2 separate regions of the Homo sapiens genome follow, and region 1 is linked to region 2. A link is an interaction called in ENCODE POLR2A ChIA-PET data of the cell type or tissue named here. Cell type or tissue: HCT116. All regions are shown on one strand. Each heading gives the region's core, and the rest is flanking DNA. Links, peaks and the distances in the headings are about the cores only. Region 1 holds the start of LOC105372460 (a long non-coding RNA gene). Region 2 has its middle 21 kb from the start of LILRB4.

Evidence for each region. Peaks named below come from ENCODE experiments on the same cell type or tissue, not always from the same donor. Only the 100,000 strongest peaks of a DNase experiment are listed, where the experiment ranks them.
Region 1: POLR2A ChIA-PET joins it to region 2 with 5 read pairs; 2 of 35 experiments call an interaction of 5 or more read pairs at or near these places.

The regions. Positions count from the first base shown.
Region 1 is chr19:54,515,439-54,528,362 of GRCh38, reverse strand. It overlaps LOC105372460 (a long non-coding RNA gene), which reads left to right and starts at 1,253. Exons shown (of 4, transcript XR_001754038.3): 1 at 1,253-1,449; 2 at 1,599-1,803; 3 at 12,055-12,296. RefSeq lists a silencer at 10,751-10,951. In HCT116, for the core only: no CTCF peak of the experiment used is centred there; no DNase peak of the experiment used is centred there; H3K27me3 peaks cover 3,057 bases.
Region 2 is chr19:54,675,645-54,692,304 of GRCh38, reverse strand. No RefSeq gene overlaps it. Among named protein-coding and RNA genes, the nearest start is that of LILRB4, 21 kb to the right of the region's middle. RefSeq lists a silencer at 7,563-7,763. In HCT116, for the core only: no CTCF peak of the experiment used is centred there; a DNase peak (open chromatin) is centred at 7,682; H3K27me3 peaks cover 1,806 bases.

The DNA of each region.
Region 1 (12,924 bases), core at 4,853-12,852, 160 kb after region 2:
GACTTTGGACTTGGACTTGTGAATTCATGCTGGAATGAGCTAAGACTTTGGGAACTGTTGGGAAGGCATGATTGGTTTTGAAATGTGAGAAGGTCACGAGATTTGGGAGGGGCCAGGGGCAAAATGATATGATTTGGCTATGTCCCCTCCCAAATCTCATCTAGAATTGCAGTTTCCATGTATTGGAGGGGGGCCCAGTGAGAGATGATTGGATCATGGGGGCAGATTTCTCACTTGCTGTTCTCATGATCATGAGTTCTCACAAGAGCTGGTGGTTTGAAAGTGTGACACGTCTCCCCTGGTTCTCTCTTTATCCTGCAGCCATGAGAAGAAGGTCCCCGCTTCCCCTTCAACATCCGCCATGATTGTAAGTTTCCTGAGGCCTCCCAGTCATGCTTCCTGTTAAGTCTGTGGAACTGTGAGTCAATTAAACCTCTCTTCTTCATAAATTACCCAGTCTCAGGTAGTTCTTTATGGCAGTGTAAAAATTATCTTATACACCAAGTTCTTTTTTTTTTTTGAAAGGTGTCTCGTGGCTGGATCTGGCAGCCTCCCGAGTAGCTGGGATTACAGGTTTGCACCACCATGCCCAGCTAATTTTTTGTATCATTAGTAGACACGGGGTTTCGCCATGTTGTGCAGGCTGGTGTCGAACTCCTGACCTCAGGCAATCCACCTGCCTCGGCCTCCCGAAGTGCTGTGTTTACAGGCCAATGTTCTACTACCTAGATACAAGTACCACAGGTCTTTGTGGTTTTCACTGTTAATCTGTGTCATTAAAAGTGATCACACATATCAGCTCTACTTTCTACTGTTTTGTCCATTTCAATCACTGTCAAAAGGATGGAGTTTAAAGATATATCATTACTCAGCTCTTCGTTTTGGAAGATAAGCAATTACTGCCGTTCACTTAACAATAATATAAACATGCAGAAATATCATAGTATTTTCTTTGGTATGAAGAATAGAGAAGAAATTTGTTTGTGTTCTCTAGGAACAAATTTCTGGGATGATGGCAGTGGAGTCATCAGACACCTGGCTGAGGAGGAGTTTGGATATGAGCAGAGGCAGGAGCCATCGCATGGAAGATCTCGCGAGAGGACGGGTCTTCCGCGTGCCTTGAAGATCTCGGGAGAGGACGGGTCTCTTGAGTTGGGTGAAGATCTCGCGATAGGAGGGAATCTCATGCTAGGGGTGCAGATTTCGCGAGAGGACGGGTCTCCTGCATGGGGTGATGATCTCGCGAGAGGACCTGTCTCCTACGTGGGGTGAAGATCTCGGGAGAGGCCGGATCTCCCGCGCGGGGCGAAGATCTCGGGAGAGGACGGGTCTCCTGCGCAGGGTGAAGATCTCACGAGAGGATGGGTCTCCTGTGTGGGGGGAAGAGCCACACACAGAGAAGCCCAGGACCCTGTGCATAGAGCAACAGCTTTCAGATGATGAGCTTTGGTTAGAATAGTTTCCTAAAATTTGAGTCTATGGGATATTTTGCAAGTTGTGGTTGACATCGATATCATCAGACAAGTGTCCTTCGCTGACAGTACCAAAAGCCCTCTAAGTAATGTGTGAAAAGCAATTTCCTTACTCTTCACTTGCAGATTAACGGAGGCATTCATCAATGCACAGAGGCAAAACCAGTGTCCTCAGAGTATCCAGACCCTGAAAGCTGAAAGAAGGAATGAAAAACCTGCCTCTGGAAGTGGCATTGGCAAGGTATGACCACAAGGAAAGCAGCATGAGATGCTCCTTCCCTGCTTCGACCATGCTGAGACCTGACTCATTGCTGGACTAGAGAAAATCAAGGTGGGTGTTGGAAGATGGGAACACTCTAGCGATTGCGAGTGAGTAGCTGCTTCCTTGGTCCTAGAAAGCTTAGGACTGTTTTTTTGTTTTTGTTTTTGTTTTTTTTTGAGACGGAGTCTCACTCTGTCCCCCAGGCTGGAGTGCAGTGGCGCGATCTCGGCTCACTGCAAGCTCCGCCTCCCGGGTTCACACCATTCTCCTGCCTCAGCCTTCTGAGTAGCTGGGACTACAGGCGCCCACCACCACGCCCGGCAAATTTGTGTGTGTGAGTGTGTGTGTGTGTATTTTTAGTAGAGACGGGGTTTCACAGTGTAGGACTCTTTGACATTCATGTTTCTCAGTGTTTCACCCAAATAACCCACGCTAAGGAGCAAGATCCAATATTCTCCATAGCAGAATAATTATTTTATCATAGGAATATTTACATTTGTTTTATGCCCTTATTTACATTCTCTGGATGAATACGAGAGATGTTAACAAAGAATCACTCCAGATCAAAACATCCATAATTGTATTGACCAGTATTAAACAGTGAAGAGAGAAAACACAATTCCTTGCCAAGATCAATTGATTGAGAGTCTTGTCTTCAGCTTTGGTTTCTCCAAGAATTTTCAGCACCTACCCTCCCAGAGTATCTTGTTTTCTCAACTGGACTGCTCATTTCTATCATTACTTTTGAAACAAGGTCCAAAAGGTGAACAAGATAAGAGCTACTTTCACGTAGGTCAGAGGGGTGAACGGCATCAGAGGCTTCAGAAAATCTGAGGCCGAGGGATGATAAAAGTCCAACTAAATATTTGCAATGACCTAACTAACTTAGTATCTGCCTCATGCACTTCCGTTTCTCGATTAAACCAATTACTTAAACATGAAAAATTAATGCAAAATAATGTCAAGGTTTTATTTGAAATGATTAATTAAAAACACACATCTTTAATGGGAATCTGAATGTTAGCAAGCACGGGTGAAAAGGCCTTTGTGTTGAAGCCAGCGTGGAATTCCTGAGCTGATCCATAGGAGGGCATATGCTCAGGTTACCCATCTGGGTGAATCAAGCTTCCTGTTGCTTTACGTTATTCTAGACACCCCATTCTCCCAATCCTCCAATACTTGTGAGCTCTCCATGCTGAAAACAGTGTGAAGGTCCTATTAGTTTGGACACAGGCTTCACCCTGTGTGTCTAGAATTCTTGATCCACATCCACCCATAGAATAAAGGGACCGTTTATATCTCTGCCATGAATAGATTTCCCTGCCTGCTTCAAACCTGTCGACACAACCCAAGGGCAAGCTTTTCATTTGCAGTGATTCAATTCTCACCTGAGAAGATCTGTGAAATTGAGGCTTTGCCCAGGAGAGGTGGCTGCTTCCAGCCCTGGCCCATTGAACCCAACGCATTATGTTCATCCTTCATTTTTCCTTCTGACTGCCTGGAATAGGGACAATGACAGTGACCATGACAGGGGATGTGGGTGATGACCTCCAAAGTCTATCTCCTATCATCAAAATTCTGGCCTCACTTCTGGAGCCTCTGGAGAGGTTGACAGGCTGGCACTTCCACATGCAAACCTTTCTGTGTGTCTCCTATCTGAGCTGAAGATTCCTCATCTCTGATTCCACCTTTCCTTCACGGCAGGGCTGGAATATGTGGTATTCTCATCTGTACATAAATAGACACAATGGTTTATAACCCTTACTCGAAGCATACGTTCATTCAGATACTTCACTCCAAGTTTTAGATAAATATTATTACTTTATAAATACCCACGTACACTCAGGACAGTATGTTGTCTTATTTACAGCAAAAGAAATGGATCCTTCACATTTCCCTCACCCCAGGACTTTTGCACGTGCTCTTCTCTCTATCTCAACTTCCATCCCTCTCCCCACACCTCATATCACTGTTGAGTGCAAATATCACCAGCTCCAAGATTTCTTTCCTTACCACCGTAGGCAAGTAGGCTTCTGTATTAGTTTTCATGGTTTAGTTTTAACATTTTCTTTCATAAAATTTATCATTGATGTCATTTATTTCTATTTCTCCACTTTTTCATTGTTTCTCCTCCAGTTCCCACCATGAAGACACTCTTTGTGTCTACAATATACCGTAATTGTACGAAGTGAGGAGCCCCGTACTTGGCACACATTTAGTGATTAGTAACTATACGGGGAATTACCGAATGACTCAATGAAGAATGAATAAATGAATGAATGAATGATTTGGGGCCAGGAAGTGTCTCACACCTGTAATGCCAGCACTTTGGGAGGCCAAGGTGGGCAGATCACTTGACATCACGTGTTTGAAACCAGCCTGGCCAAAACCAGCTGGTGAAACCCCATCTCTACTAAAAATACAAAAATTAGCTGGGCATGATGGCGCATGCCTGTAGTCCCAGCTGCTTGGGAGGCTGAGGCAGGAGAATCACTTGAACCCAGGAGGCAGAGGTTGCAGTGAGCCAAGATCTCACCATTGCATTCCAGCCTGGATGCCAAGAGTGAAACTCTCTCTCAAAAAAAAATTAAATTAAAAAAATACAAAAATTAGCCAGGTGTGGTGGTGCACACCTGTAGTCCCAGCTACTCGGGAGGCTGAGGCATGAGAATCACTTGAACCCAGGATGTGCAGGTTGCAGTGAGAGAAGATCGCTCCACAGATCTGGGTGACAGAGCAAGACTCTGTCTCAAAAAAAAAAAAAAGGTGGGGGGGATGTGGAAGGATTCTTTCCTAGAACCTACAGAGTGGGCATGGCCTCCTTGACACCTTACTTGCAAACTTCTACTTCCCAGGATTATAAGTGAATTGATTTTGTGGTGTTAAGCCACGCAGATTGCAGGACTTTGTTAGGACAGCCCCAGGAAGCTAACACAGGTGGCAAAGCATTGTGGTCACAAGACTGGGTTCTGACCTCTGCCAGCCTGGGCTCATTCCAGGATCTGCGGCCTGTTTGCTCCGTGACTCTCAGCCTGCTGCACAAGCTGTGAAGCTCAACCTCCTCATCCTGTAAGCGTGGGTGATATTAGTCACTTCCTAAGGAGGCTTATGTGAAGACGTCACTATTTATTCCATTTAAAACTTCATAAAACTGCATGCCACTTTGTTAAGTAAAGATAATCCAACACAATCAACATGCTATTTTCATTCATACACATTCATACACTCAGTTACCAAGTCTGAGTCCCTGCAGTGCAGTGAACGGACTAGGTATACACAGGGTCTGTGCAGGGACACAGTCCATGTCCAGTATGACGACTGAAGCAGAGAGTGGCGAAGTGGGCTTTGGAGGCCCCCAGATCTGCAACCATCACCTCCAGGGGCACTTTCTGTCTGATGCATCTGGAATACCTGGCGTGTGTTGGGTGCATGCAGCTCTGGGATCTCGAGGTGCCTGGTATATGCTGTGTGCAATCCCCCAATTGCTTATGTCTCTGTGCAGGGCTGGCTTCACTGTCCAGGAGCCGTGCCATCAGAGTTCCAAGCTGAGTTTAATGCCCTCGTGTTGACATCTTGATGTTTGAACATGGGGCCCTCTATTTTCATTTTGCATGGGGTCCAGTGGATTATATAGTCAATGCTGCAGGTATGATTTTGCTTTAGGATTTGTCAGGCTGATCTGAGTTTGTGATCTCTGTGTGCGTCTCACCTGGGCAAAATGGACAAGGAGGAAATCCCTGAGCCAGGAAACTGAGAGCAGAGCTGAATATCCCAGAATTCAAGGGGGAAAGCAGCAGGAGAGGTTGCTGGCTTGATATACGACAGATTTTAAGTGTGCATTTGAATACTGAATACATCATCAACTCTTCCCTCTGTGTCTGTCCATTTATAGTCCATCCATGCTTCCATCCATTCTGCCAGCATATGTCTATAAATGTCAACCTTATTTCATACAATTAACCAAGAATGAAAAATAAAGCATACGCTTCACTGACATGGATCCTGTCCTGTGAGCCCTGCTAGTCTAGGGGATGTGATAGATGTCTAGAAATAACTACAAAACAGGTAACTACGCACTATGACATTCGTATGTGGAATCATTCCTTGGCTGTGGGTGATTAGAAAATAGACTGGCATAGCTCTTCTGTTGCGGAAAGGGAGTCATGAGGAAGTGATGTTTGAGGACACAGGTGAGTGGTCAGGAGGAGGCACTGAGGACACAGGTGAGAGGTCAGGAGGAGGCACTGAAGACACAGGTGAGAGGTCAGGAGGATGCACTGAGGACACAGGTGAGAGGTCAGGAGGAGGCATTGAGGACACAGGTGAGAGGTCAGGAGGAGGCATTGTCTATGTTTGCGAATCTCTCTCAATATCTGTTTCACATTCTCTGTCACTGTCTAACTTGTTTTCTCTTTAACTATCACAAGTTCTCTGTTTCTCCCCCTTTCCTTCATCCCCTCCTCTGGCCCTCTAATAAGTTACTTGGTGTTTCTATGTTCTGGTATTTTTCTTCCTCTACTGGCGGTTTGATCAACAACCACATCACCCTGGGGAGTTTCCTGGGCACCAAAAGACCATGAATGGTCCAGCCACACTCACCTGTGATCACAATGTCCAGGGGGTCACTGGGAGCCGACCACTCATAGCAGGAGTGACTGAAACAGCCACAGCACCTATAGGCTTCTGCACGGGCAGGCGTTATAGGACCCATGGAAAAGACAGCCTTGAAGGAGTGATCCCCAGCCTGGATCATCCTACCATACTGCTGGGAATGTTGTGTGTGCCCCTCTTTGTATAAGATAAATTCATCAAAGGCCAGCTCTGAGTGACAGCGCAGGCTCACGCTGGCTCTTGCGTGCACCAGGGGGCTTGGGTGCGCTGAGATGCAGGGTTTTGTGAACAAGCCTGAGAGCAGAGACAGAGGAGTTCACATGAGTCTCCTTCCTCACCCCTCGCCTGAGACCTCAGGGTGAAGCTGTCCCTCGTCACCCCCAAAGCCCGTCTGCGTCCTTCCTGTTTGTGTGCGTGCATGTTCTCTCTGCGTGGATTCCCATTGTCTGGCTTGAAGCCATATGAAATGTGTGGTTCTCCTGGAAAATGGGAATTAGTCTGTGCTTTGAGAACTTTCAGAAAACACACTGTAGTGAGGAGGTAGAAATGAATCAGAGGTTTTGAAAGAGAAGAATGAAGAGAAGGTGCTGCTAATTATAGAACAAAGGAAGTCAGATGAAGGAAGTGTTTGGGAGGAACAAAACCACACACTCGGGCTTGGAGGGAGGCTCTGCTTTCTCTGAGGCCAGTTATCCATCTTATCAACACCTCCCCTGCCTGCTGCTTCTCCTGGGGTCATCCATCCCGAGACAGCCCCATCGGCTCCTCCAGTGAACCAAGGCAGAGACTGGAGCAACTCTCAGTTCCTCACGCTCTTCTGCTCCCCACACCGTGAACAAATCCAAACAGCTCTTTCCCCGAGTCCCTCCTCACCCACGTCCCCTGACCCATCCCCACAGTCCAAGCTCAGCTGGAGACTGAAGACATCGTGTCTCTGTCACCACATCAGCCTCCTCCCAGCCCCCTACTCCAGACCCTCACTGCTGCTGATGTCTATTAATTCTCATAGCCCCAAACTTTCCTGTTTCTGGCCCTGATCAAAATCCTTCCACAGGTCTGCATCTTCATCCAAATAAGACACAAGCCTTCCTGTTTGACATTCGTATTGCTGATGATCAGGACTGAGCTAAACTCTACAGCCCCAGAAAACACAGCTCTTCCCTACAGAGCAAACTCAGCACAGAAAACCACCTGGCCCTCCCCAGACACACACACACACCCTGAGATATTAACACATTTGTAGGCCAGGCGCAGTGGCTCACGCCTGTAATCCCAGGACTTTGGGAGGCCAAGGTGGGTGGATCACAAGGTCAGGAGTTGGAGACCAGCCTGGCCAATATGGTGAAACCCTGTCTCTACTAAAAAAATAAATAAAGAAATACAAAAATTAGCAGGGTGTGGTGGTGGGTGACTGTAATCCCAGCTACTCGGGAGGCTGAGGCAGGAGAATCACTTGAACCCGGGAGTTGGAGGCTGCAGTGAGCCGAGATTGCGCCATTGCACTCCAACCTGGGCGACAGGGCAAGACTCTGTCTCAAATATATATATAATGACAAAAGTATTGGCAAGGAGTGGCAGGTGTATACCATAGATGTTTGGGTAGGAGAAATCCTGACTTGTTGAGAATCATCCTTTTCTACCCTATCCCCATCCCTTGTACTCTTTTCCTTTTTCTCTTCTCCGTTGATGCTTTTGGTAGTGTTTCCATTTCTGTCCAACAGCTTTGTGACTCTTCCCTTAGGCAAGAACCTATAGAGTTCCCTACAGGACTTTTCTACTCGCCGTGTCCACAATGAAAGTCAATATTGCTGCTACCCTCTCCCCAGGTCTGCAGTGCCTTTTGGGTATCCCATCCTGGAAATCAGTTTACCATTCCCACAGTCATCTTCTTATTTTATTTTATTTTTTTGAGATGGAGTCTCTCTCTATTGCAGGCTGGAGTGCAGTGGTGTGATCTCGGCTCACTGCAACCTCTGCCTCCCGGGTTCAAGCGATTCGTCTGCCTCAACCTCCTGAGTAGCTAGGGTTACAGGCACCTGCCACTATGCTTGGCTAATTTTTGTATTTTTAGTAGAGATGGAGTTTAGCCATGTTGGCCAGGCTGTTCTCGAACTCCTGACCTCAGGTGATCCACCCACCTCAGTCTCTCAAAGTGCTGGGATTACAGACGTGAGCCACTATGCCCAGCCAAATCTCCCTCTCTTTTAAAAATTTATCTGGCCAGGCACCATGGCTCACACCTGTAACCCCAGCACTTTGGGAGGCCAAGGCAGGCAGATCACGAGGTCAGGAGATCGAGACCATCCTGGCCAACATGGTGAAACCCCATCTCTACTAAAAATACAAAAATTAGCTGGGCCTTGTGGTGCATGACTGTAATCCCAGCTACTCCAGAAGCTGAGGCAGGAGAATCACTTGAACCCGGGAGGTGGAGGTTGCAGTGAGCCAAGATCACACCATGGCACTCCAGCCTGGGCGACAAAGCGAGACTTCATCTCAGAAAAAAAAACAAAAAACAAAAACAACAACAAAAAACATGATCCACGTTTAATTGCTTTCTTTCCCTGAACACTCCTGGAGGTTTCTCCTATTGCCCCAGTGCGCAGCCCTTCCATGGTCAACAATGAAAATTTTAATTTAACCTATTTGGCTCAACCCCTCACTCCAGCAATTGAGAATAATTCTCCTCCTAAATCTTTCCCCTTGTTTGAGCCTGTAGCTTCTCATAGCTACTGATGCTTCCGAATACACTGCTCTCTCATTTGAGGATGCTCTCTACTCTTTCCTTCCCCTCTTTTCCTCTCTGGATCAATTGTCTATATTTTTGGTACCATCTGAGGGGTTTTCATGGCCAAGGGGCTTTCCTTCACTCCTTAGGAAAAGATAAATTGGTATCTCTTTTGCGTTTCAGCAGCGCCTAAGCTTCTGGTAGCAGAGTCTTATCAGTGCATTGCAGATTTCTCTGTCAGAGTCTGTCAGGGGCAGGAGCTGAGTCTGACTCATTTCCACATCACCTGTTTCCTATACAGGATGTGGCACATCAGAGTCCCGAGTCCCAGGAGATGTTGCTGAGTAAATATTTGAAAAAAACAAATGCCGGCATCCGTCCAGGCTAAGTCTGTAAGCTTGAGATGGGGAGCCCAGAACTTTGGAAAGTAAATCAGGGAATATGTCAGATGTCCAAGGACCTTCAAGAAAATGTTAACAATGATTCATAAAAACAGGTATTATTACTGAGCAAAGTTTATCAGGCTCTGTGTAGCCACAAAACTATGATAATATTATCATCGTTTTTAGAGTAACATTATAGTAGTGATCACAATAGCCCACATTATTGAGTGAGTCTAACAACATGTTCAGAGTTTACTTTGCACGTCACATGCAGTAACTATGTGTTCTCCACCAAAACTCTATATAAGGTAGGTACTGGCATTGCCCTCATTTTATAAATGACAAAATTGAGTCAAGTGGGTAATTTTCCTAAATCTCATAGTTTTCAGAGACAAAGCAATGATCATATCCCAGCCTTCCTGGCTCCGGAGCCTTCCCTCCTAGCTAAACAGAGAGGCAGAATATAATAATCCCCGATCATCCGTCTTCCAAACATGCTTACAAAGCAGACAGCATTATTAGTGCCATTTTATGGAAAAGCAAAGTGAGTCTTAGACAGGTAATGTGACTCTCCCAAGCACATAAAGATAGCAAGGTCAGATTCAGGTTTTGAAAGCAGTTTGGTGTGATTTAAAGCCTGTTGTCGTTTGGCCATTACCCAATAGCTGGTATCTTGAAAGTCCGGGAAGAGATATTCTCAGCTAGATTGGAGAGAACCAACTCTTTCTGACACCCTGGATTATTCTAGTTGTCCTGATGAGTGTGGGAGCCCACATTCTGAGCTTTTTTTTAATGTATATACTTTAAGGTCTAGTGTACATGTGCACAATGTGCAGGTTTGTTACATATGTATACATGTGCCATGTTGGTGTGCTGCACCCATTAACTCGTCATTTACACTAGGTATATCTCCTAATGCTGTCCCTCCCCCTCCCCCACCCCCGACCCCACAACAGGCCATTCTACTTGCTTGCAGAATCCATGGAATGTAAGGGTTATTTTTTTTCCAAAAACATCGCCTTAACAACTGGCATCCTCTTTTTCCAATTTACCCTAATGCCTGAATATTGCCCTGAAAAAAAAGTTACTGATTAGATTTTTCCAGGAAGACTCTATTTCAGAGTCCCAAGATAGGGACTCAGCATATGCAAATGATCAACTAAGAGACGACAATGGAGAAAGCTGTGTGGCTTCCTGGACGCTGGCCATGGTGCTGAAACTACAGACAGGCGCCAGCATCCCAGTCAGTACTGTAAACAGTAACCGCAAGAACCACTCTCCTTGGACTGCATCCAGACAGGGGAAATAGGAATGGTGTCTAGATATAGGGCCAGATATATTGGGAACATTTGGAATAGGAGTCAGAATTTAGCAAGAGGTGGAGAAGCTCAAGGTGTAGATGATGTTCATATGAACTATGGAATCTTGACATCTGGATAAGGCCATTTTTTTTTCTACTGTACACCATCGTGGGCAGAGAGGAAGCAAAAAGGGAATCACTCTGGCCTTGCCTTGGTAATAGAAAATAGTGTTTTGTTTTGTTTTTTTTTTTTGAGATGGAGTCTCACTCTGTCACGCAGGCTGGAGTGCAATGGCATGATCTCGGCTCACTGCAACCTCCGCCTCCCTGGTTCAAGTGATTTTCCTGCCTCAGCCTCCTGAGTAGATGGGATTACAGGCTCACGCCACCATGCCCGGCTAATTTTTGTATTTTTAGTGAAGACAGAGTTTCACCATGTTAGTCAGGCTTGTCTCAAACTCCTAACCTTGTGATCCTCCCGCTTCAGCCTCCCAAAGTGCTGGGATTACAGGCATGAGCCACCGCGCCTGTCCGAAAATAGTGTCTTATTTCAATGCACTGTGTGTATAAATTATGAGCATGATAAGATTCTACTCATATTGGGACTTTGCTACTTGCTCTACAAATACTATATCATTACTTTTTATTGTAATAAAGTACGCAAACATAAAACTAACCATTAACTATGTAAAAGTGTACAAATCAGTGGAATTTGGTGCATTCATAATCTTCTTCAACCATCACCTCTATTTAGTTCCAAGTAATCTACAACACCTTAAAAAAAAAAAGGCCACACACTTCAGAGAAAACAGAGCCAATACTGTGTGTGTATGTGTGTGTGTGTGTGTGTGTGTGTGTCCCTCTCTCACTGGGAGAAGATATTCTCCGCTAGATTGGAAAAGACCAACTCTTTCTGAAACCCTGGATTACTCTAGTGGTTGTTTTGCTGAGAGTGGTTTGTGCAGACGTCGGTCGGCAGAACTTCTTGGACTTCAGAGTCTACACACACCCATTTAGGTCTTGGATGGTGGTGAATTCTCACCTAGGACCCTGATTCATCTCTCTTGTCAAGACACAGCACAAAACACGTAACTAAGGAAGGGTGGTCTCCTAGCCCCCATCCGTAATGAGTCTTCCCATCATCTCCTGTATAGTCAGGAAGTCTGCACCTCCCTCCCAAGCCACTGAGGAACTGGGGGCTTTCTGCATTTCCTTGTCTTTTTAGAGCTTCTCTTGTAGCTCTAAAGCCCTTTACATTTCAGTGGATTCTCATGCTTCTCATATCTTCTGTCTCTTAGGGCACAGTCCTTCCAGGTAGTTAAAAGCATCTGTCAGATTCCGAAATCTCCAGTCACTGCCAGCCTCATCTGAAATCCCAAGTCACCTGCTCACAGGATGGAGGAAGCGGAGGACTCTGCTCTGTCCTGGGGTTCCTGAGGCCTGCAGTGATGTTCCATGCAAAGGGCCATCCCCAAGAGGATAGGATGGACCAAGAATTAGGAACATGCAGAGAAGGGCTTGAGACTTTTTAGGGTCACAGGTGAGAGTGACTGGCAGAGGCCATGGGTACGAGAGGTCTCCCAGCAGAGCTGGGGTCCTAGGGGAAGACACTCCCTTCTGGTTCTTGGGGTCAGCAAGGTGTAGTCTGATAGAGATGGAGGACAGGTTCTCACTGTTGGCTGTGGTGTCCTCCTGGGAACAGGTGGGCTAAGCCTCTCCAAGGGCACAGACCTGTGGGTTTCCCCAGACCTCACTCTCAAGCCCAGGAGAGACCCAGCCCCAGTGGTCACATTTCTTCAAGAAGAAGAGAATGAAGCTCTTGGGTCTGTGATCCCTCCATGAAGCAAGGCCCATGAGCTTTGTGATTCTTGGTCTAAACCCTCCTCCCCAACACCTGCCCAGGCTCTACGTTCTCCCTTCAGATAGACGATCTCCTTGACCATGCTCGACTCAGGCTCCTCTGAGCTCTTTTCCAACGAGCCCTGACCTCTGGGCTTCCATGTTTATCTCTGCTTTGCCCAATTTTAGTAAGAATTGCAACTCTTTTCCAATTCTTACTTAAGAAAGAATCCTGCAGAGTCAGTTTAACTCTAGATATCTGATCACCCTTAATCAGATGGTTCACAGGTAAGAACCTTCATTCTCCATCAGCCTCAGGTGATGTCTGG
Region 2 (16,660 bases), core at 4,565-12,564:
GTGCTGCAGTAAACACCAGGGTGAAGCTATCCTTTCAATATACTGATTGCCTTTCCTTTCGATCTATACCCAGAACTGGGCTGGCTGGGTCATAGGGTGGTTCTCTTTTTAGTTTTATGAGGAACCTATGTACTGTTTCCTGTAATGACCACACTCCTTCTTGTTGCCTTCAACAGTGCACAAGAGTCCCCTTTTCTCTGCATCCTAGCCACCACTTGTTATTTTTTGTCTTTTTGATAATGGCCTTTCTAAGTGGTGATAAAGAAGTGCTGGGAAGGGAAGGGTGTAGTCCCTTTAAATAATACAGAAGAGGGAAGGGAAGTGCTGGGCAGAGGAGGGCGTGGTCCCTGGCTAGGGCTCCACCCTCACAGACCTAGGTGAGGACGGGCACTTCCTGCCCAAATGTTGCATTTCCCAAGACCACCCTGGCCTGCCACGCCCCCATCCTGTGCCTATAAAACCCCCGAGACCCTAGCACGCAGACACACAGGCGTGAGCCACAGCACCTTGCTGAAGTACATCCACACCGTTGCGCAACCATCATCCCCATCCATCTCCAGATCTTTTTCATGATCCTAAACTGAAAATCTGTATGCATTAAATACCAATTCCCATTTTCTCTCCCCCAACCCCAGCCCCTGGAAGCCAATATTCTACTTTCTGTCTCTATGGGTTTGCCTATTCTATGCACTTCATATAAATAGAATCATACAATACTTGTCTTTTTGTGATTGCCTGATTTCAGTCTGCATAACATCTTCAAGTTTCACCCGTGTTGTAGAATGTGGCAATCATGATTTCATTCCTTGTAAGACATACATACTCTACTGTATGTCTACACTACAGTTTATGTCTCCACTCATCCATCTATGAACATTGGGTGGTTTATTCTTTTTGTTTGTTGTAAGTAATGCTGCTGTGCACATGGAGGTATAAATATCTGCTCAAGTATTTGCTTTGACTTCCCCTGGATATATACACAGAAGTAAAATGGCAAGATTACATGGCAAGGCTATGCTTCATTTTTTAAGAAGTCACCATACATCTGGGTAATTATGTACACCACGTTCGGTTTTGGCAGTCTCATAAGCAATATGAGGCCATGGCCATTCTCATTTTTATTCAGTACTGAATCCCTAAGTCTTTGCATATTAACTGGCATAATATATGAGCCTACAAACATTAGGGTGGGGGCAGTGACAAAATAGATGATGCAATCCTCTGCAGGGAACTTATAGCCCAGAGACCACTCTTTTTATTATTATTATTATTATTATACTGTAAGTTCTGGGATACATGTGCAGAACGTGCAGGTTTGTTACATAGGTATACAAGTGCCATGGCAATTTGCTGCACCCATCAACCCGTCGTCTACATTAGGTATTTCTCCTAATGTTATCCCTCCCCTACCCCCCTACCCAACCCCCTGACAGGCCCTGGTGTGTGAAGTTCCCTCTCTGTGTCCATGAGGACACATATATATCATATATATCACACCTGTAATCCCAGCACTTTGAAAGGCCGAGGCGGGTGGATAACTTGAGGACAGGAGTTTGAGACCAGCCTGGCCAACATGGCAAAACTTCATCTCTACTAAAAAAAAAAAATACAAAAACTGGCCAGATGCAGTGGCTCATGCCTGTAATCCCAGCACTTTGGGAGGCTGAAGTGGGCGGATCACAAGGTCAAGAGATTGGGACCATCCTGGCCAACATGGTGAAACCCCGTCTCTACTAAAAATACAAAAATTAGCTGGGCATGGTGGTGTGCACCTGGTAGTCCCAGCTACTCAGGAGGCTGAGGCAGGAGAATCGCTTGAATCCGGGAGGCAGAGGATGCAGTGAGCCGAGATCACGCCACTCCACTCCAGCCTGGCGACACAGCGAGACTCCATCTCAAAAAACAAGACAAAACAAAACAAGACTAGCTGGGTGTGGTGGTGCATACCTGTAATCCCATTTACTCGGCAGGCTGAGGCACAAGAATTGCTTGATCCTGGGAGGCGGGGGCTGCAGTGAGCTGAGATAGTGCCACTGCACTCCAGCCTGGGTGACAGACAGATTCTGCCTCAAAACAAAGAATAAGATACTGTCATTTTCAGCCACATTAATGGACCTGGTGGTCATTATTCTAAGAGAACTGACACAGAAAAAGAAAGCTGAATACTATATGTTGTCACTTATAAGTTGGAAGTAAATACTGAATACATAATGGACACATAGGAGGTAATAACACACAGTGGGGCCTCCTTGGTAATCACACACAGGGGGACCTCCTTGAGGGTTGAGGAAGTGGGGAGGGTGAGGACAGAAAAACTACCTATTTGGTACTATGCTTATCACCTGGATAACAAAATAATGTGTACTTCAAACCCTTGTAACACACAATTTACTTATATAACAAACCTGCACATGTACCTCTGAACCTAAAAGTTAAAAAAACACATTTATTTGCCACATATTTAATTTAGCACCATATTTTCACTTTCCATAATGATTCTTCTGATGGCAACTTTTCATTTTCATGTCTAGACAAAAACAAAATAAATTAATAATGGTTTCTCAGTTTGGCATTATCTAAAGTAGGATGAGAGTAGAATTCTATTACACTTACGTAATGCCATGCAGTGAAAAATTATTATTTCTAGCCACATTCAATTCGAAAAAAATTTTAATTTCCTAAAATTTAGACATTTTCCAAAGAATATAAATTAGAAACTATCAAAACATAGTTTTTATTTTTGCATTTTTTACTTGTTTAATAATTAACAAGTTGTTAAATTACAAAGTAAAATAATTGGTGTTAAAAATTGAGAAATATTAGATTCTTGGAAATTACAGATTAGTTCAGAGAAATAGATACTTTAAAAACTCAAAGCCATTTCTTGGTGGATACACAATAATCCATAACAGTTTGGCCCAAGTGTTGTAGAGGATGGGGAGAAAAATAAGAGAATAAGAAAAGAATATGAATTTCATATATGGTGTGCACATGAACCTGTTGAAAAATTTTCTTGGAAAGAAAATATTTTATAACAACAACTAGAATATATTTAGCAAATTTGTATCAGAGATCAACAAACCAACAAACACAAGTTAGAGAAAGGGGCATGTTGCCCATTAAGTCATAGAGAAAACATACAAATACATTTAAATTATACCAAATAAATCATGTAAGCAGGAGTGAGAATGACACAATTATGGTAAATAATGGAGACGAGAAAATACCTGTGAGTCCTAGACCCGTTGTGATTACGGGCCCCATATGTCCTTCAGTAACTACAATCATTTATGAAAAAGTAAATACTGGTCTTTGTTTCTTTTATCGAATTCTTTGTTTTTCTTATGGAAACACAATTAGGAAATAATGAGGCTATATTTTACTTTCTGGGATGGTGACAGGAAATTCCTCACCTCACGCTCCCGTGGCTAGGATCTCAGCTGTCAGAACAGACCAAGCGTTCACCACTTAGGGGCTGAGAGGAGGAACAGTTTCAGAAAGCTTTGGCTTCAGAACCCAGTGAATCTGGAGCAGATGAAAAGGTTTCGGAACTCTGAAAGCGCTTTTAAATACGGTTAAGGATCAGAGTTGCATTTATTAGACATGAACACCCATATAGTCCCTGATTATTCCTGCTCTCTAAGCCTTGACAATTCTTAGTCACGTTTTGTAAAAGTGAGATTTATATTTTTCTAAATGAAAGATATAATTTACCTTCTTCACGCCGATCTGAGAAATTGTCTATAGACATATATTACTGGTGAAATCAAGTGCATTCGGCTCCCCGGAACCCATAAGAAAGGAGATGAAAGTGTACCGTTTTGCAATCATCACAGAAGGTTTTCAGAGACGTACAGCCATTGCCAACCAAAGTGCAGCATGCAGCCACCAGAGATATTTCAAATGTCCTAAGTACCAGTTGCCATTAGACAACAGGTGTGTGAACAGGAGCCAAGACCTGAACACACTCTTACCCCTCGTACAAAGAGGAGAGCTAAGACTATGAGGTTTGGTATATTTATTCAGACAGAGTCTTTCAGATGGGGCTATGACAGAGAAGGTAAACAGGAGATGCCAGGCAGCCCTGAGTGGGAAGGCTGGGGTGGTTCTGTGTCTCAGGAACTCTCAGAAAATACCCCTGCCCCATGTTTCTTTTCCATGTTCAGTTTTGACCTTAGGGGAAATAGACCGGGATGTTTACACCATATATATATATATATATATATATATATATATATATATATACACACACACATATATGTTGCAACAAATATTCTACATCTCTAAGAATATGGCTCTCTAACTGAAAGAAGGTCCACTTACCAAATGCAGTTTCTTGCTGGGAAAGCAACTGCCATAGTCACAGTCTAAGCACCTCCACAAAAGGGGGCATCTTAACCCTGAGATAAAGGCTTAAGACTACCATGAGATCCTTTTCTTGCCGGGAAGTGATTATCATTTCATCTGCAAGTACAGTGACAGTGTTTGCATAGGGATTTCAGTTGATCTAGAAAAACATCCGTGAAATGTTCAAATTACTGAAAGCTATTCGTAGCTATTAGTTTTAGTCGACTGAGAAAGTTGGAGCAAGAAAGAGAGAGATGGAAAGAAACAGAACAATAGAGAGACAGAGACAGGAAGAGACAGAGAAACTTAGAGAGGAAATCATATCTGGGAAGCTTGAAGTAGACTAGGTAGAGACGGCATTGCAGCCAAGGACATTGAGATCTAACTGAGAGAAGGAAAGTAAGGATAAGGCTGGGGTTTGTTTCTTGCCAACCTTAAGGTTTTGCCTCCCCCAAGAATATTTTTCCATTCTGAGGACTTTGCACTAAAGGCAGCCTGGAAGGGAGAAAAAAAGAGAGAATCAAGTAGAAATCATTTGCTCCAGTGTTAAAAATAAACTTGGAAGAAGTGGAGACACTTTTATTCACTGTTTTCATGGGCACACATTAAGTATCTAATGGGTCAAACGTGATTCTTGGTGTATAAGATGTATCAGAAAAAAGACAGAAAGACTTCTAAAAAAGTGTCTGTATTGAATCAATATTATAGTTGAGAAAGATGGATATTAGACAACAACAAAAATTAATAGAAAATCCAATATGTTATAGGATGATACATGTCTTGTGAGCAAAATAACAATAAAGTAATAGCAGAGAGCTCCCCTGAGCAAGAAGAAATTCTTCCAGCAGATTGTCTTTGGATTTTTTAGTTTGCTACAACTCTTTCCTGAGTCTCCAGGATACTCTACTGTCCTGCAGATTTTGGACTCACCAAGCTCCTACAATCACATGAGCCAATTCCTAGGTAAATGAATAGATAAACAAATAAATAGATAGATAGATAAATAGATAGATACATAGATACATGGATAGATACATAGATAGATACATAGATACACAGATAGACACATAAATAAACATTCTGCTGGTTCAATTTCTCTGGAGAACCCTTGAAAAAAAAATCATTTTGGTTCCAGGGATGATTCCAAAGGAACAGAATTTTTAAGGATGAGTTTTCTGAATTGGATCCAAAGTTTCTGAAATCGGCTTTCTAATTTGATTAGATTTAAAAACACTAATGACTCCATTTCCAGTAGTGTTGATAGTGCATAACATGATGTGGCCATAGGGATACACCAAATGTCATCATTGGAAACGCCTAACAAACATTTATAAGAATCTGAGTGGGCCGGGTGCGGTGGCTCACCCCTGTAATCCCAGCACTTTGGGACGCCGAGGCGGGTGGATCACGAGGTCAGGAGATCGAGACCATCCTAGCTAGCACGGTGAAACCCCATCTTTCCTAAAAAAAAAAAAAATACTAAAAAATTAGCCAGGTGTGGTGGTGGGCGCCTGTAGTCCCAGCTACTTGGGAGGCTGAGGCAGGAGAATGGCATGAACCTGGGAGGCGGAGCTTGCAGTGAGCGGAGACCATGCCACTGCACTCCAGCCTGGGCGACAGAGCAAGACTCCGTCTCAAAAAAAAAAAAAAGAATCTGAGTGATCATGTACATAATACTTTTGAATGTTTTTGAAAACTAATGAGCATAATGAGATTGGCTGGGTTGTCACTGGACAAAGTTGGGGAAAGAAGAGGATGAATTCAAAGATTTGAATTTTCAGTTCAAGTGCAAACATAAATGAGCTAAGACTTCTATATCTGCCCTAAAAGATACTCATCATTTGTAGCCACAGGGCTGAGGCCTTTGAAAAGTCAAACCTGGGGCCAGGTGCGGTGGCTCACGCCTGTAATCCTAGCACTTCGGGAGGCCGAGGTGGGCAGATCATGTGAGGTCAGGAGTTCGTGACCAGTCTGGCCAACTTGGCGAAATCCCGTCTCTACTAGAAATACAAAAATTAGCCAGGTGTGGTGGCTGGTGCCTGTAATCCCAGCTACTCAAGAGGCTGAGGCAGGAGAATTGCTTGAACTCAGGAGGTGGAGGTTGCAGTGAGTCGAGATCGTGCCATTGCATTCCAGCCTGGGGGACAAGGGCAAGACTCTGTCTCAAAAAAAAAAAAAAAGAAAAAGAAAAAGCAAACCCAGAAACTCACCCTTCAAGTGGCTAAATTACAATACAAATGGAATTCCCAGCCTCAAAGGGTGTCTACTTTAAGGGTATTGATTCGGAAGGTGTGGAATCTTGACATTTGGAATAGGGATGTGTGAAAGACACTGATGAAGGTAAGGACAGTGAGTTCCTTAATCATGCTCTTTGACAATGGAAGCATTCTCTCCCCGTGCATCTGAGGAGATTAACCCTGCACTGTCTGAGGAAACAATAGTGGCCTCCGCGGAGGCAGTTGCCATGCAAGACAGTGCTAATTTTCCTCAGGATCCGCCCCCACTACCCATCTTTGCTTCTAAGCCATAGGTTCAATGTGTGATCCATGGGGAAATGTGCTACACTCCAAAGTGACTACTAAGTTCTTCTGATTTATACACCTAGAAATCTAGGGAACATGTGTGCGAATGGACATTAAGGGTGTTGGATAATGGTGAAAGGAAGATAAAGTTGAGCCAGGCCAATGTTATTGATATGGACCTACTAAGGAGAGATCCTGCATTTAATGTTGCATCTCAGTGAGCTAGACATGGCTCTAACAGTTTGTCTGGTTCATTGGCTAAAACATGGAACAAACGTTGGCCCACAGTAAGAGGGGCCATATTGTATTCATAATGCACATTCCTAGAGAAATAAACAGATAGCTAGATAGACAGAGGATAGGTATATACATAAATAAACATCTGATTGGTTCCATTTCTCTGAAGAAAACTCTTGCAAAAACAGATTTTAGTCTAAGGGATAATCGCACTCAAACTTTATTGCACTCATAATATACACTCATGAGCAGCCAAGGAAACTCAGTATTCTGTATGACGAAGGAAGTTCCAGGATGCTTCCCTCTTGGCTTCCTGTCTGCCTACCCTGGTGTAGAGTACAAAAATAATTGCCTATTTAGATAGCAACATTCCATGGTCCAGCTAGACGTCATCAACCTCTTGAGCTTCCCCACATCCTGTTCAATTTTGGCTCCTATTCAAGGTCTCCAACAGACCTGGCCCTGTATCTAGACACCATTCCTATTTCCTCTATCAGGCCCCAGCCCCAGGAGAGTGGCTCCTGTGGTCGCTGTCCACAGCACTGACTGGGATGTTGCCATGAACTCTAGTTTCAGCACCATGGTCAGAGTCCAGGAAGCAACAAGGCTTCCACTGTTTTCTGGTGTGTTAGTTGATACATTTGTATGAGCTGGGCCCCCTCTTAGAGACTCCTAAATAGAGATTCCCTGAAGGTGTCTAATAAATATTTAGCGAATGCATCAGAATAAATTGGAAAAAGACACATCCACTCCATGGATTCTGAATAGGAATGGAATTCAGAAGCTTATGATGTTAGCCGCTCACCCAGCAGGACAACCACTAGCACGGCCCAGGGTGGCATTTAGAGTTGGCTCTTCCTCATCCACCTCAGGTCATCTCTTTCCAGACCATGTTCAGGAAACCAGTTTATAGGGTATTGACTAAAAAGCAACAGGCTTGGGGCCAGACACAGTGGCTGACGCCTGTAATCCCAGCACTTTGGGAGGCTGAGGAGGGATGATCATGAGGTCAGGAGATGGAGACCATCCTGGCTAATATAGTGAAACCCTGTCTCCACCAAAAATACAAAAAAAAAAAAAAAAAGAAAATTAGCCAGTCGTGGTGGCGGGTGCCTGTAGTCCCAGCTACTTGGGAGGCTGAGGCAGGAGAATGGTATGAACCCAGGAAGCAGAGCTTGCAGAGAGCTGAGATCACGTGACTGCACTCCAGCCTGGGCAACAGAGTAAGACTCGGTCTCAAAAAAAAAAAAAAAAGCAACAGGCTTGGAGTTACATCACAGTACTTTCAAAACCTACATCTGCCTCTTGCTATCTCTGTCTCCTTGGGAAAGTCACTTTGCCTCTCTGAGGCTCACTTTGCTTTTCTATAAAATTGCAATAATAAAAATGTCTTCTTTGTAAGGATATTTGGTGGGTTGACAATCAGAGATTATTATATTCTACCTCTCATAGGAAGCAATCAGTTGAACTAACAGGGAAGACTCTGGAGCCAGGAAGCCTGAGATTTGATCACAGCTCTGCCCCTTTTAACTTCGTGAGTTAGGGAAAGTTACCCACATTGCTATTGTGTCATATATAAACTTAGTATAGTGCTAGTATCTACCTTACATGGTTTTGGTGGGGAACTACATAGTTAATACATGTGATGTACAAAGTGAAATTCTACCATGTTCTTAGCAGTCATTCAATAATGTGGGCTATTTTTTACTATGATTATTATTTTCATTATATGCCTAGAGATAACCTGATGAACTATGCTCAGTAAATGACAGCTGCTTTTATGAAGAATTGCTAGAATTGCTGTGAAGGTTCTTAGGCATCTGACACATTCCCTGGTTTATGTTCTAACATTCTAGACTCTCCATCTGAGGTTTATAGACTCTTTATCAGCCCTGAGGGATGCAGGTATTTGTTTATTACTAGATTCATGCAGAAAACATCCCCTGGGTCTCTGGCGTGCCATATCCCATGCAGGAAATGGGTGATGTGAAAGATGGATATTAGAAGCTTAGAATATCTTAGCTTAGTTTAGATAGCTAAGCTTCTAAGCTTAGATTAGAAGATAGCTTAGAAGACTATAGCTTAGGTAGCTTAATGGCTTAGAATCTTCTAAACTTATTAGAAGATAGTTTGGAAGCTTATCTAGCTTAGATAGTTTAGAAGAAGCTTAGCTATCTTCTTAGCTTAGCTTAGAAGAAGCTTAGCTATCTTCTTAGCTTAGCTTAGAAGATAGCTTAGAAAATAGCTGCATTTTTTAATAAATAGCTTAGAAGGTATATAAGCTCTGGGAAACTTTGTAATTTTGAGTTGGTCTGGCAATGTTTTCCAGGCCTTCTCCCTGTAACCGGTAACAGAAATAAAAACTCTCTCCCTCCCCAGTTCATCCGCATCTCATTATTGGGCCATGAGAAATAGCAGCCCCACCCTCAGTTTGGTCTGGGAACACTTTGGGGGTAAGATTAGGACTGTAACCCGCAAGTGTTCTTGGGGCAAACAGGGTCACTCTCTGTCAAAACATCTGAGTCATTTCTCCTTCCTTACTACCTCTTTTCTTCCCTGCTCACAGCCCTCAGCTGATACCATGGATTCTGTCTCCATGCTTTGGGCAAGAGTGATCCCTGGAGGAAATGAACAGGTGTTAATGTAAGACATGAGGGTGGAATTTACTGATGGTTGACCTTGATCATGTAACACCTCTTTCCCATTTTCCTCCTTATAGAAGAAGATAATGACCCATATCTCAGGGTTGGTTTGAGGATGAGTATTGCCTGAGACATGTAAGGCTCTCAATCTCGTGTAATCTCTTTTACCAGATCCAGACACGTGGTGTAAGAGCCTTTATGTTCCAAAGGTAAGTCAGGAACAATCCGTCATCACGGGTGGAATGGTAAAGTGTCAGAAAAAGTTACAGACTGCAGGAATCCTGGAGCTCATCCCGAATTCTGTACTCAGCCACATTAGAATTTAAGATGTAAGGTGAAAAGATCAGCTTCATGTCTGAACACTGTGGGACTTAGGACGTCTCTCACTTATTAGGAATCCTACCTCACATTAAAAAAAAAAAACACTGGGTCATGTTGCAACTTTTTAAGATAAAAGAAATCTGCATAGAACCATGCTCTTTTTTCTTAAATTTCCATTCACTGAAGTAAAATACAGATAATGTAAAATTGACCCTTTAAAAGTATACAACTCTAGGCCGGGCGCAGTGGCTCACGCCTATAATCCCAGCACTTTGGGGGGCCGAGGCGGGTGGATCACCTGAGGTCAGGAGTTCAAGACCAGCCTGGCCAACATGGTGAAACTCCGTCTCTACTAAAAATACAGAAAAATTAGACAGGTGTTGTGGTGGCCACCTGCAATCCCAGCTACTTGGGGGGCTGAGGCAGGAAAATCGCTTGAAACTGAGAGGCGGAAGTTGCAGAGACGCGAGAATACACCACTGCACTCCAGCCTGGGCAATAAAAGTGAAACTCCGTCTCAAAAAAAAAATACATATATATATATATACAACTCTGTGGCATTTAGTAGATTTTCATTGCAGCAACTGCCACCTCTAGTTCCCAAAGATTTTCATCACCCCAAAAGGAACCCCGTTCCACGGAGCAGTCCCTCTCCTCTCCCTACCCCTGCTCAGCCCCAGGCAACCATCAATCTGCTTTCTGTCTCTGTGGATTTCCAGCTGCTGGACATTTTATATAAATGTAATCATATAGTATGTGACCTTTGGATCTGGCTTCTTTCACTTAGCTTCATATTTTGAATCTCCAAATTGCAGCATGCATCAGTACTTCATTTTTATGGATGAGTAAATTTCTAACATATGGATGCAACACGTTGGTTGGTGGACATTTGTGATACTTTTATCTTTTTATTGTGAATAATGCTTCTATAAACACTTGGGCACAAGTGTTTGGATATTGTCCAATGAGATAAGTCTCTTATCATTTCAGGAGATTTATTTGCCAAAGTTAAAGATGTGCCTGGGAGACAGATCTATGCCTTTCTCTGAAGATGATTTTGAGGGATCCAAATTTAAAGGGTAAAGGGCGGGATATTGAGAAGCACACAATTTTCATGTAAGAGGAGGGTAAGGAAAAATAGTTACGCATGCCTTTGTCTAGCTCAGTGAATCTGTATTTTTTTTAAAAATAGTCATTCATGCCTTTGTCTGGTTCAGTGAATCTGCACTTTTTACATCAGACGACAAAAACAAATGGGGCAGAGGAAAATATGCAGTGAATCTGCATTTTACATAAGATAAACATAGACAAAATTGGGTGGGGGAATGATCAGATATGCATTTGTGTCTGATGGGCTGGGGAGACTGTACCTGGAAAGATAAGTTATCAATATACACTGGAAAGATAAGCTATCAATATACACTGGAAAGATAAGCTATCAATATGCATTGGAAAGATAAGCTATCAATATACACTGGAAAGATAAGCTATCAATATACACTGGAAAGATAAGCTATCAATATACATTGGAAAGATAAGCTATCAATATACACTGGAAAGATAAGCTATCAATATACACTGGAAAGATAAGCTATCAATATACACTGGAAAGATAAGCTATCAACATACACTGGAAAGATAAGCTATCAGTATACACTGGAAAGATAAGCTATCAGTATGCACTGGAAAGATAAGCTATCAGTATACACTGGAAAGATAAGCTATCAATATACACTGGAAAGATAAGCTATCAATATACATTGGAAAAGATAAGCTATCAATATACACTGGAAAGATAAGCTATCAATATACACTGGAAAGATAAGCTATCAATATACACTGGAAAGATAAGCTATCAACATACACTGGAAAGATAAGCTATCAGTATACACTGGAAAGATAAGCTATCAGTATGCACTGGAAAGATAAGCTATCAGTATACACTGGAAAGATAAGCTATCAGTATACATTGGAAAGATAAGCTATCATACACTGGAAAGATAAGATATCAATATACACTGGAAAGATAAGCTATCAGTATACACTGGAAAGATAAGCTATCAATATACATTGGAAAGATAAGCTATCAATTTACATTGCCATGGTGAAATTTTAACAGCTCACTAGGAATCTTCTTGTGGGCAAAACGTGGGGGAGGCATGTAGCTTTTCACCTTGTAGCCATCTTATTCACGAACCAAAATGGAGAGGCAGGTTTGTGTGACCCAGTCCCCAGCTTGACTTTCCCCCTTAGCTAAATGAGTGTGGGGTCCCAAAATTTAATTTCCTTTCACAATATCTACTATCAGTCTTTTTTTTTATTGTGGTAGGAAGAGTTAATTCTCCTACCAATTTTTAACTTCATGATGCAGTATTGTTAACTAAAGACAAAATGTTGTAGGGTACATTGCAAACTTCATTCGTCTTGTATAACCTAAACCTTTAGTCACATACCTAGAAGTGAAATTTCTAGATCATAGAGTAATTCTAGGTTTATTTTTTATTTTATTTTATATTATTATTTTATTTTATTTTATATTCAAAAGGTACATGTGCTTGTTTGGTGTATGTATGTGTGTGTGTGTATATATATATATAAATAGATAGATAGATTTTTTTTTTTTTGAGATGGAGTTTCACTCTTGTTGCTCAGGCTGGAGTGCAGTGGTGCGATCTCGGCTCACCGCAACCTCCACCTTCCAGGTTTAAGCAATTCTCCTGCCTCAGCCTCCCGAGTAGCTGGAATTACAGGCATGCACCACCATGCCCAGCTAATTTTGTATTTTTAGTAGAGATGGGGTTTCTGCACATTGACCAGGCAGGTCTCGAACTCCTGACCTCAGGTGATCCCCCCCATCTCTGCCTCCCAAAGTGCTGGGATTACAGGCGTGAGCCACCGCACCCAGCCCTAATATATTTTTTTAACCTCTTGCCCTCCTCCCACCCTTCCCCCCTTTTGGGTTTCCCTGTGTTTATCTCCATCTTTATGTCCATGAGTGCCTATTGTGTAGCTCCCACTTGTAAGTGAGATCATGCAGTGTTTGGTATTCTGATTCTGAGTTAGTTCACGTAGGATCATGGCCTCCAGCTCCATCCATGTTCCTGCAAAGGACATGATTTCACTATTTTTTATGGCTATGCTGTATTCTGGGCTATATATTTACCACTTTTACTTTATCCATGCCACGATGGATGGACATCTAGGATGGTTCCATGACTTTGCTATTGTGAATAGCACCACGGTGAACATACGAGTGCGTGTGTCTTTTTTAATATAATTATTTCTTTTACAGTAGTGGGATTGCTGGGTCAAACGGCAGTTCTGTATTTAGTTCTTTGAGAAACCTCTATGCTGTTTTCCATAGAAGTTGAGCTAATTTACCACCAACAGCATATAAGCCTTCCTAGGTTCATCTTTTAAGGAACTGTCAAACCGCTTTTTTCTTTTTCTTCTTTCTCTCTTTTTCTTTCTTTCTTTCTTTTCTTTCCTCTCTCTCTCTCCCCCTCCGTCCCTCCCTCCCTCCCTCCCTCTCTCTCTCTCTCTCTCTCTCTCTTTCTTTCTTTCTTTTTGATGGAGTCTGGCTCTGTCACCCAGGCTGGAGTGCAGCGGCACGATCTCGGCTCACTGCAACCTCTGCTCCTGGGTTCAAGCTATTCTGCCTCAGCCTCCTGAGTAGCTGGGATTACAGGCACCTGCACCGTGCCCAGATAATTTTTGCACTTTCAGTAGAGAAGGGGTTTTGCCATTTTGGCCAGGCCGGTCTCAAACTCCTGACCTGAGGTGATCCTCCTGCCTCGGCCTCCCAAAGTGCTGGGATTACAAACGTGAACCACCACGCCCGGCCTCCAAACCACTTTTCACAGTCACCGAAAAATTTCACAATCATGCCAGCAGTGCGTGAAGGTTCTCTTTCCGCACACCCTTCCTGACATTTGTTATTTTTCAGAATATGGCCAATCCAGTGTTTGAAGTAGTGTCTCACTGTGGATTCCTATGAATTTTTATAATAAGTAATGGTTTGGGTGTCTTTTGATGTGCTCACATTTATTCCTATATCTTGGGAGGATGTTGATAGAGGGGTCCAAAATTCCAGTTTGACAGAATAACTTCCAGATCTATGCTACAACATGGTGACTATAGTTAATAACGATATATTCTATTCTTGAAAATCACTGTGAGAGTAGATTTAAGAGTTCTCACCACAAACAGTAGTAAGTATGTGAACTGATGTGTATGTTTATTAGATCGATTTAGCCAACCCACAAATAGGAATGTTGCAATACCACATGTTGTATACAGTAAAAATATACAATTTAGGGAAACTTTTTTTTTTTTTTTTTGAGACGGAGTCTCTCTTTGTCGCCCAGGCTGGAGTGCAATGGCACAATCTTGGCTCACTGCAAGCTCCGCCTCAATTTAGGGAAACATTTTAAAAGCTGTGTTACTAACATGAAGTTCTACATTCACACGACTAATGCCAGCTTCAATGGACACGGGTTGGAGGTTTCTTACCTGAGACCATGAGCTCCAGTGATATGGCTTTGGTGACTAGGGTTTTTGGTCTCATGCCAGTTTAGATAAAACAATAAGGACACACGTGGAGTGGTTTTAAGGAGCAAAAAGTTTAATAGGCAAGAAAGAAGAAAGAAAGAAGAAAAGAGCTCCTCTGTACAGAGCCAAGGGAGGGGAGCTTGGAACAAAGAAGAACCCCGTGTGTGGTGGAAAAGTGGTTGCTTATATTGGGAGGCTGGAGGAGGCAAGTGTCTGGTTTGCATAGGGCCCAGGGGATTGGTTAGGCCAGGTGTGTCATTTACATAGCCCTCGAAAAACTTGTTCCTCCCACCTTAGCCTTTTAATATGCAAATGTGGGCCACCATGATGCTTTGTGTTATTTGGAGGTGGCCATCACGCTTGGCACAGGTGGTGATAAGAAGATGGCAGAAATCACCATATTGCATGAACCCATGTTTTAATGGCCAGCATTTGAATTTTAAAGCTTGCCGGCCAGGCTCTTTAAGACAGCTTCTCTGTTAGAAAAGAGATGGTTCAGGGGTTGTTTCTTATTACAGGAAAATTTCCACCAAGAACCTTTACCCTTACTATGTGCCTAAAATAATTCCTTAATAACTCCTGTATTATTCCTCCCCTTAAAGAGAGGCAAAGCTAACTGCTGTTAGTGCGTGTTGGATCATGTTTCTTTCTGGCTACTTCCTGCTGAAAAGGGGTGTTGTGTGGGGGAACAGCAGTTGGGCCTTTTTCTGAGGTTGATTTAAGGTTTCTCAAAAGAATGGCGTGTCCATGTGTGGCTTTGCTTGCAGCACCATTTGGAGTTTAATTACTTTTAGGCAAAAAGAGAGAAATTTTACAAGAAGGTTTAAAATATAGGGTTAGAATATGAGTATTAAGATTACCACCATTGGGGCTGGGTGTGGTGGTTCATGTCTGTAATCCCAGCACTTTGGGAGGCCAACGCGGGCAGATCACCTGAGGACAGGAATTCAAGACCAGCCTGGCCAGCATGGTGAAACCTCATCTCTACTAAAAATACAAAAATTAGCCGGGCATGATGGTGAGTTCCTGTAATCCCAGCAACTTGGGAGGTTGAGGCAGGAGAATCACTTGAACCCGGGAGGCGGAGGTTGCAGTGAGCTGAGGTTGTGCCACTGCATTCCAGCCTGGGCAACAGAGCAAGACTCTGTTTCAAAAAAAAAAAAAATACCATCGTTAGTGGCAGTCCTACAGACCCTAAGTGACAGTGGAGTTTGACACCTGTTGTTGTATCAATGGATTGCAATACAGGTTTTCCTCCACTAGATGTCGGTGTACATTACCAGGAACGTTACTGTAAAAGTAACTTTTTCCTAGAGAAAAGCATATGTTTCCTCCTTAACGTGCCAGTAGAGAATAACTTTAGGCTTAGGCCATTTTTACTACTTGCAGTATGATTGGGAGAAATACATTATTGGGTGGCTAAAATAACTTTAGCGTTAATTTTGACTTTTTTTAATTATTAAATTTTTTATGACTTTCACAGACTCTCTTACAACACACTTAAACTTTTAGACTTGTCCTAAACATTCTTCCTTTAAACAACCAGTTATTTTCTTTTAGGACAAGTATTCACCATACAAAATCCTTTTTTATGTAAATGTTTTTATAACCTTTTTATAGCTTACAGTGCATTATATCACCAACCTTTGGTAAAAAGTTTTATTACACTTAATGCTAGTAAAACTTTAATGCTTGCTTTTTATTCGTTACTATTACTTCTGCTATAAGCAAAACAACCTTGATTAAATTTTTTCTGCAATTATTAATTTTGTTATAAGGATGATAATCAGGCAAAATATTACCACAATTACAATTTTACAACCAGAATTCTACATTGTGGGTGCCACAGAGTATAGTTTCATTGCAAATAGCAGTGTGACTACAACAATTTTCACAAGAATGGCTTTTTTTTTTTTTCTGGCCAGTAATTTTTGTTTAAAACTTTACTTGCTGGCCGGGTGTGGTGGCTCACACCTGTAATCCCAGCACTTTGGGAGGCCCAGGCGGGTGGATCACGAGGTCAGGAGATCGAGACCATCC